2 separate regions of the Mus musculus genome follow, and region 2 is linked to region 1. A link is a contact called in ENCODE Hi-C or POLR2A ChIA-PET data. All regions are on one chromosome and are shown on one strand. Each heading gives the region's core, a stretch centred on a gene start or an enhancer-like site at or near the end of the contact. The rest is flanking DNA. Distances are from core to core; before and after follow the strand shown. Region 1 holds the start of Il17rd (interleukin 17 receptor D). Region 2 overlaps Il17rd (interleukin 17 receptor D).

What was found. A loop is a pair of places that touch in the nucleus more often than their neighbours do. ChIA-PET counts read pairs that join two places held with the same protein, here RNA polymerase II (POLR2A).
Region 2: a loop to region 1 is called in a map of heart, with 2.3 times the contacts of the local background. The contact joins the enhancer-like site here to the promoter of Il17rd in region 1. A Hi-C loop is called at or near these places in 11 of 37 maps with a recorded cell type or tissue (ES-E14, T-helper 1 cell, T-helper 2 cell and 3 more). POLR2A ChIA-PET finds 5 or more read pairs at or near these places in 5 of 5 experiments (Patski and embryonic stem cell).

The regions. Positions count from the first base shown.
Region 1 is chr14:27,035,702-27,043,255 of GRCm38, reverse strand. It overlaps Il17rd (interleukin 17 receptor D), which reads right to left and starts at 4,255. Exons shown (of 13, transcript NM_134437.3): 1 at 4,027-4,255. The coding sequence starts at 4,152.
Region 2 is chr14:27,072,000-27,079,553 of GRCm38, reverse strand. It overlaps Il17rd (interleukin 17 receptor D), which reads right to left. Exons shown (of 13, transcript NM_134437.3): 2 at 3,146-3,203. Among named protein-coding and RNA genes, the nearest start is that of Il17rd, 37 kb to the right of the region's middle. Within about 2 kb of position 3,514, at least 2 of the 3 ENCODE cell types and tissues checked have a DNase peak (open chromatin) inside an H3K27ac peak, as active enhancers do; they include heart, where a contact is called at or near this core.

The DNA.
Region 1 (7,554 bases), core at 3,006-5,505:
CTTGCCTGCTTGCTTTTTAAGATAGGATGTCATCATGTAATCATTCATGTTAGCCTTTAACTCTTGATCTTCCTGCTCTGCCTCCCAAGTGTTTAGGGGTATGGACAACATGCCTGGCTTTGGAATTCCTTCTTAGCAGGACAGTGGGGGAAGTTTGGGAACCTCACGGCACAAGGGATTGACATATTAAATCGCAAAGTTACCCATCACAGACAGAACAAATTTGCCATCAAAAAGTAAGAGTTGGGGCTAGAAAGAGGATTTAAAGGGCACAAGCACTTGCTGGGCAGGCAAAGAGACTGGAGCTCCGATCCCCACCACCTTATAAAATCAAACTTGGCTGCTCATGCTTGTGTAGCTATGACTACACTGAGAGTGATTGTGGGAGGCAGAGACAGGAGGATCACGGGCACTTGCTGGCTGCCAGCCTAGACCCAGGTTCAGTGAGAGACCTTGAGTCAGGGGAATAAAACAAAGTAATGGACTGGGTCACCTGACATCCCCTGGCCTGCGCAGGAGTGCACACCTGCACCACTTAATCCAATAAATCAAGGAAATAAAACACACATTCTCAATGTTCGGGCCAGCCCCTCTGGAAGCCCCTTCATAAATTGTAACTCCTTTGAAAAAACAATATTTATCATTCAAAGCACAACTTTACCTGGCAAAGACCATGAGACTTTTTTTTTCCTTCAAGGAGTTGAGGAAGTGTGCCCACAGCTCATTTCTAAAACACTGAGCTGTGTCCGAGATGGTATCAGTTCCTTAATTACCCCACAAGTAATAGGGAGGTTGTGAAACCTGACCACTTAAACCAGGCCGGCTCCTGGCCCCGGAGAGCAGCTCTCCTGGGAAAATATCCAGCCCTCCAGTGGCCTGCGTTTCAAGCCCAAATGTCCCATGGAGATTAAAGGGGACATTCACTCATCTGTTCTCCAGCATCCAGGTCCTGTCCCTCCTCCAGGCTTCAAGGTTCAAAGTTCTAAGAGAGACTCAGACCCCAGGATACCCACTTATGTTCGTGTCATGTATAATTTACCCTCACTCTTGTTTGTCTGAGGTAGGGAATGAATGCACTTATCCTTGGTTGGCCTAGAACTCCATATGTAGAGAAAGCTGGCCTTGAACTCAGAGATCTACCTCTACAGTCTGAGTGCTGGTACTAAAGGCTACAAGCCACTCCCTTTATTTCTTATCTTCTTACCCTCTAAGCAATGGGGAATGCTCCAGACCCTGGAGGATGCAGGATGCTAGGCTAGGCGAGCACGCTACCGATGGACTACAGTTCTATGATCCCTCCTAGACTTTTCTTTGCTTGCTTCTTTTTTTCCCTTTTTCTTTTTTCAACTCACAGCTATCCTCCTGCCTCAGCCTTTGACCCTTATTTATATATATATATTTATACAGACCCAACATCCATAGGCTGAGTACCAGACCTGGTTAGAGAGGCAGAGATGACTCAAATACCCAAGATTCTGGACACTAGTACCTACTAGAACCCCAAGACAAAGCAACTTCTAGGACATCTTAATTATTGAGGCAGGGACAGGGAGGGCTTCCTGCAAGAAGCCATGCTGGAGTTAAGGCACTAGAAAGATAAAAAGCAAGGAGATGATATTTTCCCACGATTTAAAGGTGGCTGTAGCCAGGACCACTGCTCTCAGGGGCCGCAGCCTATGCTAAGGCCTACTGCAGATTAGACAGCACTCAGAAGCCCAGTGCTGAGATCTCCACTGCTGTCCACTACCCCCTCCAGACTGAACCCAGACTTCATGCACGTTCTACTGCTGAGCTATATCACACACCCCCAACACTCGTTTTACGTTCTTCTCTTTTTGAGACAGTCTCTCTAAGTTGCCCAGGCTAGCCCTGACACTCATTCTTTAGTCTAGGCAGGCCCAAAACTGTTGATCCTGCTGCCCCAGGCACCTGAGTAGCTGGGATTACAGCACTAGCCTCGGCTCTCTTGATTTCTCAAATCATTTAATATAGGATTTTACACAAAGATTACAGAGTTTACATGTCCTCCACCAAGATTTACTGGGCTTCTTGGCTTTGGGGCCACCAAGGAAAGAAAACACATAAAACTGGTGCGCACCAGCGAAAGGGACCTGAGTGTAAAACGCAGGGCACGGCATTCTGGGAGGGTTTCCCTAAAGAGGCATCCCGTGGGCTGGATGTGAAGCCAAGCAGAGAGCTCCCAAGGCAGAAGAGAATCAAGCATACCCTGGCAGTGTGAAAGCAATCAGAAGCTAAGTAACACGGAGGGAGGGAGGGAGGGAGGGAGGGAGGGAGGGAGGGAGGGAGGGAGGGAGGGAGGGAGGGAGGGACAGAAAAGATGGGTGTGAAGGAGGTGGGTAAGCTGGGCCTACTCTCACAGGTGGGTACCAAGCAGGCAATTACAGAAGGAGCCAGGCCGCGGGAAAGTGCCTGGAATCCGGGACAAGGCCCAGAAGCTCCCAGGCTCATCCAGGAAAGGGGACGAGGACTCAAGGAAAGGGCTGTAGACAGTCCCAAGAGGACAAGAATGTCAATAACCCTGATGAACCACATCAAGGGGGGGGGGGGATGTCACATCGAGCGATACATTCCTAACGAACACAAACACCGCTGCGGCTCCTTCAGAGACCACTTAGACCCAGTGTTATAACTTTACAAGTGGCATGTACTCTAGGCTATTACAGGAAGGCAGCAACAGCCGATACCAGTCCAGATCTGAACTCTTCTAAAAACTGATAGGTCAACGTTGAGATTACCGTAAAAGAAATCTGGAATGTGTTAAAACTAACAGTGATGTTTTACTGCAATGGAACACAGTAAGAAATGGTGAGGTTTTACTTAAACGGGAAGAAGTAACGGCGTTCACGAAACGTGAAAGAACCATAGCTGCCTGGCTCATACCTGGTTTTCTGAACCGGGATTCCCTCTAAGAGAGAAGCAAGTGAGCCAAGTATCCCTAAGAGGTGTCGCGTCCTGGGTCTTGTCTGTACTGAGACTGAACAGACTTTTCCATCGAAAAACGTAAGTCACCGTCGGTCTAAGTAAACTGCCCCAGTGTATCCCCTGCGCCCTGGGGAAATCAGTAACAACACGCCCACCCCCACCCCCTCTTCCTTCTTTCTAGGTGAGGAAAACAAGCTCCTGGTTGCTGGAGTGCAAAGCCTGTGTTCTCACAATAGGGTTCAAGGTGTGTGTGGACTGACTCGCAGCACCCTTGTCTCTGTGGGAGGTTCAAAGTCCGCAAACCAGAGGACCGCACTATCTAGACAGCATCAAAAGAACACTCAGCTCTGGGAAGAAGGCTTTCAAGTTCCCAAAGAAAGTCTGGAAGCCACCATGGTCTCAGGTCTGGGACACCTGGCGGAGCAAACTTTCGCTGCCCTTTGACCACAAAAACATCCTCAACTCAAGCTGGGTCGTGGGGGTAGGGAGTAGGGTAGGGGACCATTAGCTAGACGAAAGGCTGTTTCTCAAAAAGTTCGGAATCGGCGATTGGGTAAAAGTTAGGTGACGGCGATGCCTAAAAGAAACAAAGCAACTGCGAGAAAGGGGGGGCATCCTTCCCTAGCACTCCAGACACCCTTCCCTGGCTGCCCTGGGCCCTCGCAGAGCTGTGGACTGGAGGTCCAGGGCACGAACCCCACACCGGCTCCGAAGTGCACCGGTCCTGCGCACTGCCCGGAAGATCCCAATCCCCCGGGCAGAGGGCCGGGAACAAAGGGTGGGGCGCACGGCCCCCGCCTCTCCGCCCAGCCACCCGCCCTCAGGAGTCGGACCCCAGCCAGCGGCCGCGCCTCATTAACAACACAAAGCCAGGGGTCGGCGGCCCCTTTCATCCTGTCCGGGACCTGCAGACGCGCGCCCGGGGATCCAGACGCAGGATGAGCGGCTAGAAAAGCTGAGAACCCCGTTGCTCGCGGATCCGGCGTCCAGCGATCCCCGCGGTCCCCGCTCGCCTGCGCGCGAACACCTGTGCGCGCGGCGCGCCCCCAGGTAACCTGGAACCCGGAGAAGCCTTCGCCTTACCCTCCAGCCACAGGTGTCCGCGCCCCTCGCGCGGCCGGAGCCGCCCGCGGCCACTGCCAGCTGCGAGCCGTTGAGACAGGCGTTGACAGTGAAGAAGAAGGAGCAGAGCTGCAGCCACGGGGCCATGGCCGTACGCTCGCCCAGTTGGGCCGGTCTCCGCTAGGTTGCTGCCTGTAGCTCGCTCTCTAGTCCCGAGTGGGCGGCGGCGGTAGCGGCGGCGGCCGAGGCTGGCAGCCCTCACCGGGCATGCGCTGCCGGGCTTCGCCCCTCCTCTTTCCTCCAGGTTCCGCCCTCAATCTCAGCTTTCCGTCCTGGTTCTGATCCTGTAGCCCGGCCCTTCGGTCTTGGCCCCGCCCCAATGCACAGGAGACTCTGGCTTCCACCGGAGATTGACACAGCAGGAGGTTCAGCACTAAGGGATTTTTTTTTTTTTTTTAATCCAAAGGATTTGTCCAAATGACTTCTCCATGCAAAAACTTGGGGCGAATCAAAGAATATAATAATAGTAATTTTAAAATTAATGATTTAATAAGTACTTGCTTTTCAAATGTCAAGTTCCTTCTTGCACCCTACCAATGAAATGACAAGGAAATGTCATAATAAAGCCTCTAGGGAAATCCTGTCTCTACATTTACTCCTGGGACCCAGGACAAATTATTTGCTTCCTCCAAAGTGCTGTTCCCAGTAAGACGAAATGAAGAACAAGACTCTTCATCCAGGGAGAGTTCTGTTAACATGTAGGAAGCAATCAATAAAGGCTACAACCACGAACTGACTTTCATAAGGTCACATAGCCTTGCTGGATGGACAAATCGACAGTTATGAAAAAAAAGATAAAGATTGAGTCAAGACGGGCGGTGGTGGTGCGCACCTTTAATCCCAGCACTCGGAAGGCAGAGGCAGGTGGATTTCTGAGTTAGAGGCCAGCCTGGTCTACAGAGTGAGTTCCAGGACAGCCAGGGCTACACAGAGAAACCCTGTCTCAAAAAAAAAAAAAAAAAAAAAGAGTTGCCTTGGCCATGGTGTCTCTTCACAGCAATGGAAAACCCTAAGACAGCCACAGTGGGTAGGCACCTGTCCTCATCGTGGGGTCACGAGGTCCACAGAAGACTGCCCTTCCAGATGAGCTTTCTCTGAGTAGATGCAAGAAGCACACTGCTCCTTGCAAGAATCTGCAAGTCAGAGCTTTTCTCCCACGCTCCTTTAAACTCTAGGCATTCAAAGTCCCCTTAGCAAAGGCTGTCCAGGCTCAGAGCTGCCACAGACTGAGATATTGTCAGGATGGATGACCTAGCTTTTGGTGAAAAACTAAGACAACCATGAGGTTATTGGCTCCTTAATCTACATGCACTCCTGCCTTGATGTGTTCCATAACTTACTAATCAATCCAGGCCCAGTGTTTTTGTTATAATCAGTGATTTTAAAATACCCCCACACGTTTATCTCCCTCTCTCTCTAAATTTTATTTTATTGTTTTATGTTTTATGTGAGCATTCTATCTGCATGAACACCTGCAGGCCAGAAGAGGGCATCTGATTCCCATTATAGATGGTTGTGAGCCATAATGTGGTTGTTATGAATTGAACACAGGTTTTAATGACTAGAATCCAAGAATCATTTTTTAAAAAAAGGAAAAACCTCAAACCCTACTAAAGTTCTAAATAAAACTAAACTTAGTAATAGATGTGTGTGTGTGTGATTTTTTTTTTTTTTCAGTACTGGGGATCAAACTAAGGCCCCTCTGTGTGCAGGGCAACCAAACCCCTCTACCCCTGAGCCAAACTCTCGGGCCTCTCTCTCTACCCTTTAAGGTCATATTTATTGCAAGGCTTTTGTTGTTGTTAGTAGACTAGTTTTCTTTGTGGTGGTGGTAAGGACTCAGGACGCTAGGCAAGCTTTCTACCCTGGCCTAAGACTCTTCCCCACCCCAGGCTCTTGGGATGTAGCCCAAGGCCAGCCTGAGCTGTCTTGCCTTCTGCCTCTGCCTCCTGAAAGTGGGGATCACAGGCTTAAGTTTGCGCCAGCAGTCTGTTTTAGGCTTTTGGAAGAAAAATGTAGATTTGTAGGAAGATTAAGGAGCTAGGCAGCCGGCTGGTGAGATGGCTCAGTGGGTAAGAGCACCCAACTGCTCTTTCAAAGGTCAGGAGTTCAAATCCCAGCAACCACATGGTGGCTCACAACCATCCATAAGGAGATCTGACTCCCTCTTCTGGAGTGTCTGAGGGCAGCTACAGTGTACTTACATATAATAAATAAATCTTAAAAAAAAAAAAAAAAAAAAGAAGAAGAAGAAGCTAAGCAGCTGTGGTGCATTCTTTTAATCCCAGCACTCAGGAAGGAGAGACAGGTGGACCTCTGTTAGTTCGAGGCCAGCCTGGTCTACAGAGCAAATTCCAGGACAGCCAAGGCTACACAGAAAAAAACCCTGTTTCAAAAAACAAAAACAAAAAGATTAAGATAGTACAGGGAAGCCGGGCGTGGTGGCGCACGCCTTTAATCCCAGCACTTGGGAGGCAGAGGCAGGCGGATTTCTGAGTTCGAGGCCAGCCTGGTCTACAGAGCGAGTTCCAGGACAGCCAGGACTACACAGAGAAACCCTGTCTCAAAAAAAAAAAAAAAAGATAGTACAGGGAGTCTCCATATTACCTGCTCCTACTTTTCTGTTATTAATATACTACATTAGAACAGTGAATTTTTACCAATAATATATCAGTTCTTATCCACGACTATTAGCTAAAAAGAAAAGGTTGTTCATATTTTCTCCAAGACCTTTTAAAAAAAAAAAAAAAGATTTATTTACTTTATATATGTAAGTACACTGTAGCTGCATTCAGACACACCAGAAGAGGGCATCAGATCCCTTACATATGGCTGTGAGCCACCATGTGGGAATTGCTGGGAATTGAACTCAGGACCTCTGGAAGAGCAATCTATGCTCTTAGTCACTGAGCCATCTCTCCAGCCCTTTCCAGGACCTTTTAAACTTAAAGAAATGTATTTATTTTGTGTGTAGCAGGGCAGGCAACTACACTACACAGTCATGGAGGAGCAAGTCATTTCTCCCCTTTATCAGATGGATCCCAGGAATTGAACTCAGGTATCAGGCTTGACTGCAAGAGAGACATCTCACCCACCCACGACTTTCTCAGTTTCAACTAATACCCTTTTTTGATTCCAACGTTCCATCTAGGATACCTGTATTAGTTACTTTTTATTGCTATAATAATCCACCATGATCAAGGCAGTGTATAGAAGACACAGTTTATTTGGGCTTATGGTTCCAAAGGGTTGGGGTCCATAATTTTGGAGCTAAGGAGCAACACGGGAGGAGAAAGCCAAACCCTCACCTCCTGAGCCTGCAAGTATAGCAGAGAGTATAGACACCCAGTAGCACCAGACTTTAAACTCTCAAAGCCAGTGACAAAAGCCCTCAACAAGGCCACGCCTCCTAAGCCCACCAAAACAAGGACTGGAGACCAAATATTCAAATGCTCGAGACTATGGGGACATCCTCCCTGGAAGACGGCA
Region 2 (7,554 bases), core at 2,265-4,764, 37 kb before region 1:
TATATATTATGCTTAATGGATAAATGTCTTAGGACATAAGATGATTTTGTGTGTGTGTGTGTGTGTACATACACTAACACCAGCAACATCAATTTGTACAGATTCACATGCCTATTAGAAGTACCTAGCAGAAAAAAAAAAAAAAGTACCTAGCCAATGTTAGTACTCACAATGACTTTTTGCTGATTTTTCCCCCTCCCTTCAGGGTCTCACTATATAGCTCTGGATGCTCGAAACTCAATCTATCTGTAGACCACACTGGCCTTGAACCCAGAGTTTCACCTGCTTCAAGAGTACTGGGATTAAAGGTGAACACCACCATGCCTAGCTTGGTCTTTAATCTATTTTAAACAGAACTAGTAATCAGTTGATCAATTAATAAATTCTTGTCTTTTTTACTATAAAACACTAAATACACTATTTAAAACATGATCTATATCAATTATTAGCTGGTCTAAACTTTTGAATTATAGTTGTAAAGAATCTTTCTTTCTTTTTTTAAAATATTTATTTATTTATTATATGTAAATACACTGTAGCTGTCTTCAGACACACCAGAAGAGAGCATCAGATCCCATTACAGATAGTTGTTAGCCACAATGTGGTTGCTGGGATTTGAACTCAGGACCTTTGGAAGAGCAGTCAGTGCTCTTAACCACTGAGCCATCCCGCCAGCACCCCCCCAAAACCTTTCTGACTAAATGACATTTTGCCCCCCCAGCCTCCGCCGCGCCAAATTAACTGAACTTCAAGTATTTCAGAAGCCAAAGTGAACCATGAATTAAATTCTAATTAAATGATGAAGAATTAAGAAGAAAGTAATGGCCGGACAGTGGTGGCACACACCTTTAATCCCAGCACTTGGGAAGCAAAGGCAGGAGGATTTCTAAGTTTGAGGCCGGCCTGGTCTAAAGAGTGAGTTCCAGAGAGTCAGGGTACACAGAGAAACCCTGTCTCGGGAAAAAAAAAAAAAAAAAAAGGAGGAGGAGGAGGAAGAAGAAGAAGAAGAGGAAGGAGGGCTGGCGGGATGGCTCAGTGGGTAAGAGCACTGACTGATCTTCCAGAGGTCCTGAGTTCAATTCCCAGCAGCCACATGGTGGCTCACAACCATCTGTAATGGGATCTGATGCTCTCTTCTGGTGTGTCTGAAGACAACTACAGTGTACTCATATACATAAAATAAATAAATATACATACAATAAATAAATCTTGAGAAAAGAAAGAAAATGAGTATATAAGGACTCTGTCTCTCCAACGTAATGTTGGTTATGAATTTGGTTACTGTGTGCTTATGAATCATCCCAGAGGTGAAAAAAAAAGAAGAGGAAGGAGGAGGAGAAGGAGGAGAAGAAGATTAAAAACTGGGCGTGGTGGCACACGCCTTTAATCCCAGCACTTGGGAGGCAGAGGCAGGCGGATTTCTGAGTTCGAGGCCAGCCTGGTCTACAGAGTGAGTTCCAGGACAGCCAGGGCTGCGCAGAGAAACCCTGTCTCGAAAAACCAAACAAACAAAAAAACAAAAGAAAGAAAAGAAGGATGAAGGAGACAAGGAGCACACAGACAAAAAAATGTCATCCAACAAATCAGGACACTGCAGCTCATGCTCATAAAACCAGAATTCAGGAAGATGGAGGCAGAAAGATCAAGAGTTCAAGACCAGCCTGGACTACATGAGACTCTGTCTCAAAAGCTCGCGTGCACACACACACAATCAAAAACAAAAGAGACAAACATAAGATATGTTCTGCAGGCATAGCTTACACACACACACACACACACACACACACACAAATCCATATTAAATCACAGACCCAATGTTTGTTTGCAAATGAGCTCTGGACTCTAACAGGAGACCCACTGGGGCGGAGAGCAGAGATCAGTAATCACTCACTCAAAGAGCAGTCCTCTACACGGGGCTTTACTTAGCAGAATCAAGGACCAGAGGCCTGCAAATCTTCCATTCCCATCATGGCGTTTACCTAAAACATACACACGCCACGGACAGGAAGGAAGTGCCTGCTCGTCACTGTAGGTCTTACAATATAACTTAAAAATACTCAAGCTGGCATCTGTGGATGTGAATTTGAAACACGTATTCCTATCTCAACATTGTCAGGCTGAATTCAAGACCTCAACAAGCCAAGCCTGGTCAGAGGACAGCTCATTGCTCCACTGATCTTCTCTAAGAGATGAATGAGCAGTCGAGAGCCAACAAAAGGGAGTGGTGGTCTCTCTGATCAAGTCATGTGTAGATCAGTGCCTACATGGTGAAAATACTCGGAGCTCTAACTTCCGAGGAAGGACAACAGCTGCTCAGAACAGACTGCAAATGTTTAATCAGAGGGAAAGTCACCTTGTCCTTAGAAAACAATCCAGTCAGGAAACCTCAGCCAAAAATGCTGCTTCTTGTATCCACACACACTTGGACCAACCTGTAACCCTAGCAGACAGCGTTTCCTGAGCACCCACAGCAAGCCTGCCATAAGGGGAGACGATGTAAGAACTACCCCATCTCAGCCTCCGAGTGATGCTGAGGACAAGTTATATCTCTTGTTACACGTCACACAGGAAACTGAACTTGGTACTGAGGCCTACATTAGAGATGGCTAACTAGAGACCCCTGGGCAACGCTGAAACACAGATCTGATTGGCCCACTCTGTTTGTGAAGGGGGGAAAAAAAAACTTAAATAAAGGCCAATATTGAAAAGTATTTTATGGAGTGGGGTAGTTATTCCTGGAACTTCTGGCTATTCTTAGAAACTGTATCTGGCCACTCCCAGTGGGAATTCCAGCAGACCACACTGAGCTGGAGTTAGGAAGCCGTGCCCACTTCAGATCAGACAGACTGCCCAGTTTGCCACAGTCTCCATCCTTGTCCCCTAGTGCGACCTACAGACTTGTGTGTGTGTTTGCTCTTAAAGACAAGGCTATATCCTGAGTTGAAGACACTTGACCTGTTCAAGCTCTCAAACACTTTGGCAGCTTGATGTAGACTACAATGCTTTAACTGTTGACAAACCTGAACAGGCTCAGAAAAGTCCTCAAACCACCCCAGGATCTGCAATGTCTTCAACAAACTACAAGCGTGTGAGCTTTGGATGTTGGAAGGGGCCCCTTACTCTGTGGGTCAAACTGGTTACTTACTGTCGTATCTGAAGGTGATGTTGTGCAGTCCGCTGTTCCTGCTGGCCGGCCCCACTCCCTGTGGGAAAACAAGAGAACAGGACTCAGAGTAAAGCCAACTTACTTTCCCAGCACAGATTCCCCACAGAATCTAAACACACAAAGCATTGTAGAGGCCCAGGGTCAGGTCAGTACTACAGGCCCGCTCCTCCTTGCACTACCCCATGACCCCACCCACCCACTCCAAACACCCTCCAGTCCAAGGGAATGCTGCCCACTAGGGATCTTGGGCACTCTTTGCCTAAGATAACAGGAACAGACTGGTCTGTTTAGGGGTTAAATAATTCATTAGCAGTACAATTAGGATAGAGACCAAGACTGCCAGATGGAGTCCTTCCAGTTGGATCCTCTGATTGGCTATTAAACTCGCCCACCAGACAGCCTCATCCGAAAGCTCTAGCAAGGCAAGACAGGCAATTCCTCAAGTCCACGGAAAACAGTTCTCACTCCAAGACCAGGAATGAACGTGGGAATAAGCCATTACTTTTAATGAGAAAATTCTTCACTGCCTCGCCTCCATACCTATGCTGGATATACACAGGGTGGGTCATAAAAGAAAAAAGACTTTCAAAGGTTCAACTCTTAACTCTCAGTGATGTGGCCATTAGTCGTCTGTAGCCTTAATGGTAGGGTGACAACTCCAACAGACTTCCCGTTCTAATGACAGCAGCCACAGAGGGGGCACCAGATCTGCACAAGGACCCCACCTCTTCCTGACCCAAAGCTGATCCTGAGGAGAAAGGGTTGCTCTGGGTCTGGCAAGCCAGGTCTAAGATTCTGTTTAAATCTCTCTCTAATAATCTGCAAAAGTGCCATTCGGTATTAATTGGGGAATTCTGCAAAGTATGTTCATTCTAAAGTGCTAAATGATGGGAAAATATTTTAACCACACAGCTAAAGTTTCCACTTAACAAGGAAGATGTTGGGGAAAACCATATGCTGGCAGCCTGGTGTTTAATGGGCAACTGTTACACTGAGACACAATATTAAGAACACTTCTGATGGGCGCAGGATTTCAGGCCACAGCCCCATCACTTCCATATGCTACAGCCATGTTCACGCAGCTTATCCCAAAGCCAGGCACGCCCACTGAAACCATATCCCTGACTTCAGATATACACAGGCCTTGGGAAAAAAAAAATCACGGCTGTTTAGAAAAGAGCCAGGCAGGCACGAGACACACAGACACACCAAGTGAAGAATAGAAAGCAAAAGTACCAAGCCTAACCCAACAAGACGCCCCAAGCAGCCCCTGGGGCTCCAGCTTCCTATCCCTGCCCTTTCTTCTCTGCATCCTGTAAGACTCCAGAACTCATCTCAGGATATGAAACTTTGGACAGTGAAATAAGAGCATCCATCACTCCATAGGTGTCAGGTCTGTGCAAACAGAAGCTGCCTGGCTTCTAGGAAGCAGAGACCCAAGTAACAAACAGGAAGAGGACAATCTAATTCCCATAGCCCTCTAGGAATGTTCAAAACTGCCAACCACACCATTCCTCCAGAGCCTCAGGATATAAACAAACTCACGGTCCACGGTGAGCCAGGCATTACTGTACGTGCGGTAGTACGCAATGAACCCACGTGAAGTTGCCTGCTGCTTGCTCATCCTTTCACAGGTGACTAACTGGATACAGGTAAACTGCAAACCCCTTGCCCACCAAGCATTCCTCATTTAGAGAAGAAAACACATAGGGCTAATAGAAAGAGGCAGCGGCAGAGAAACACAGGGTTCCTCTGCAAGGCAAAACGTGAATAAGGATGATGAATACGTGTACGTGTAGGGACAACACATACAAGATTTACACGGAGCCTGAGAGGAGAGAGGCTGGTAACTGGGCTATAACACTGACGAAAAGAGCAGCATCCAGACAGGAAAACCAGCGGAGAGGCCAAGGTCAGTGTGCACAGCTGGCAACTGAGGGAAACGGCTCCCCTCTCCTGATGCTAGAGTATCCAGTATCAGAATGGTTTTATTTGTTTGTTTGTTTTAAAAGAATGTACACAGCAGTTTCCTTCTGGGAGACAGAGAAGAGGGTGGAGCCACATAGAAGTATTTTTTAACAGGAAAAACATTCTATTTAAGAGCAGGTATCAGGGGCTCTAGTGACCAAGTAAGTACATGACTTGTGGGACCTTGGGTGGCTTTCCCCTTATCTTCTGTTTGCTCCCCCTCCATTTCAATTGAGGCATGTTTTTGACAGCATTTAGCAGGCATTTGCAAAGGCTGTGTATGTGCTGTGCCCTGCACAAAAAAAACTAAATTAATCTAAATAAGGTTTCTAAAATGTGGGGAGCTGTCCAAGGAGGCTCGGGGAGCTGGCTTCCAGGACACTGAGACTAGTGTGTGGCACCTACCCATCACCCACTGGTGTTTTCCATGTGTCCTGAGCTGAGCCCTCAGGACTGAGTGTCTAGCTACAAATCAGACCCAGACCTTGACTTCAAGTGGCTTTGGCATAAAGATGAGGTACAAACATGTCCATCATCTTTCTTCCTTTGTTCCCAAAGTCTCAGTCTTTCACCAGCTCCCACTATACCATATTCTGTGACCTTAACTGCCTAACTCCCCAACCAACCCCCACCCCAGCCATGACCCCATAAATCATTGCAACTCCATTCAGGCACTCCTGTCTCCCCAGAATCCCCTTCTCTTCGTATCACCCAGGCCTTGCTCCCACAGGCTGCCTGACTTATCTAGTCTGGTCTCACAGTTTGTCTGTCTATTCACTGGCCTGACTTATCTAGTCTGGTCACACAGTTTGCCTGTCTATTCACTGGCCACTCAGTTACTGGAGTCAATACAATTCCACGAGTGTGGCACTTCTGGGAACACAAATGTGGTGGAGATTTTAATTCTACAGACAACTGGAGCCCTGGAACTAACCAATGAAGCTCAAAAACAGGGTACCTCCCTGGCTACCAGCTCTTGCCAGTACTTTAAAGACCTCTGACAGGTATTAAGTCCTTTAATGTTCTTTCGAGACTCTCGGCATGTGAGCAGTAGATCTTCCACGGGGCTGCTGCCCTTATTCACATCCAAACTGTTTTAGCTGCTCCACAGGAGCCGCCATAGAAACACTGTGCCCAGGCTAGCTCACAACAGTTTATCCTTTATATTAAGACAGACAGAAATAAAAACCTCTTAAACACGCCCACATCCAAGCCCTAGAACCTGAGACTTATTTTACGTACAGTGGAAGGGACTGTGCAAATCCAGTAAGTTCAGAGATGCTGAAATGGAGACACTGTTCTGGGTCATCCTGGTGGGATGTGAGGACTCTTAGAAGACCCTGAAGGGCTGGTATCAGAAAACCGGAGATGTGACTGCAGAGAGAGGATGAAGAGGGAGACTGGCTGACTGCAGACAGAATGAATCACATACTTGAGGGCAGAAGAGGAAGGAGCTATTGAGCCAAAGACTGGGCAGCCTCTAGAGGGTGGGCCAGGCAAGGAATGGATTCTCCCCGCCGCACCACGGAGTCAACACTGCCAACACTGACATCAGTAGCTTGAGACTCAGAATTCTGACCTCCTGAATGATAGAAAATTTGTGTTATCTTATCCCATGAAGTTTAAGGTAATTTTCAGAGCAACAACTGGATGAAAAGCTGAATGAAAAAAGAAGGATGGATGGATGGACATGACTGCACTTGGGTATGGTCAAAGAATAAAGTTTACTGTAGACATGAAGGAGAACATAGCCAGAGGTAGGGACATCTGGGAGAGTCCAAAGTGAGCATGACCCTGAGCCAGACCATGTGAGGAGAGGAGAGGGAAGACCAGGAGAGTAAAGGGTAGACGAAAGGCCAGGTAACCAAAAGAGCTGGGAGGTCAACCCAGTCCCCAAGCCGGAGAGTTCAGGATAGGGCGCAGTGTGTGTCAGCCATACCCTGTAACCGGTAGGTACGTAGGGATTCTGGGAGACGCTGGTGACCAGGTCCACTTGGATATGTTAAATAGGCACCTTAGCTAGCCACTTGTCCTGGGTTTGAGACCCAACAAGTACATGTTCCAACCACAGCATAGATGAACTAAATCTGAGTGTAGCATGCACATACAGCATGTGCCAGGGCAGGCTAGTCTCCCCTCAGTACCCAGAGCTAATCACTGTCACCTGTCACCTGGCTTCAGGCAGGCAGGAAACACAGATCCCTCAGAGCTGGGCCTTGGCATCCTGCCAAGAGCTGGGTTTCTGCCGGGTTTGCCTAGAGGTCATCTGGAGTGAAGGGGGTGGAGCTTAAGTTTATCAGACGTCATGGCGATGTGTGGCCTCAGGCAGGTTGCTGAACTTCCCTGAGAACAAAGCCATTTGAAAGGAAGGACTAGTGTAGGACTCAAGAGGTGACAGACTCCCAAGTGTTTGGCATTGC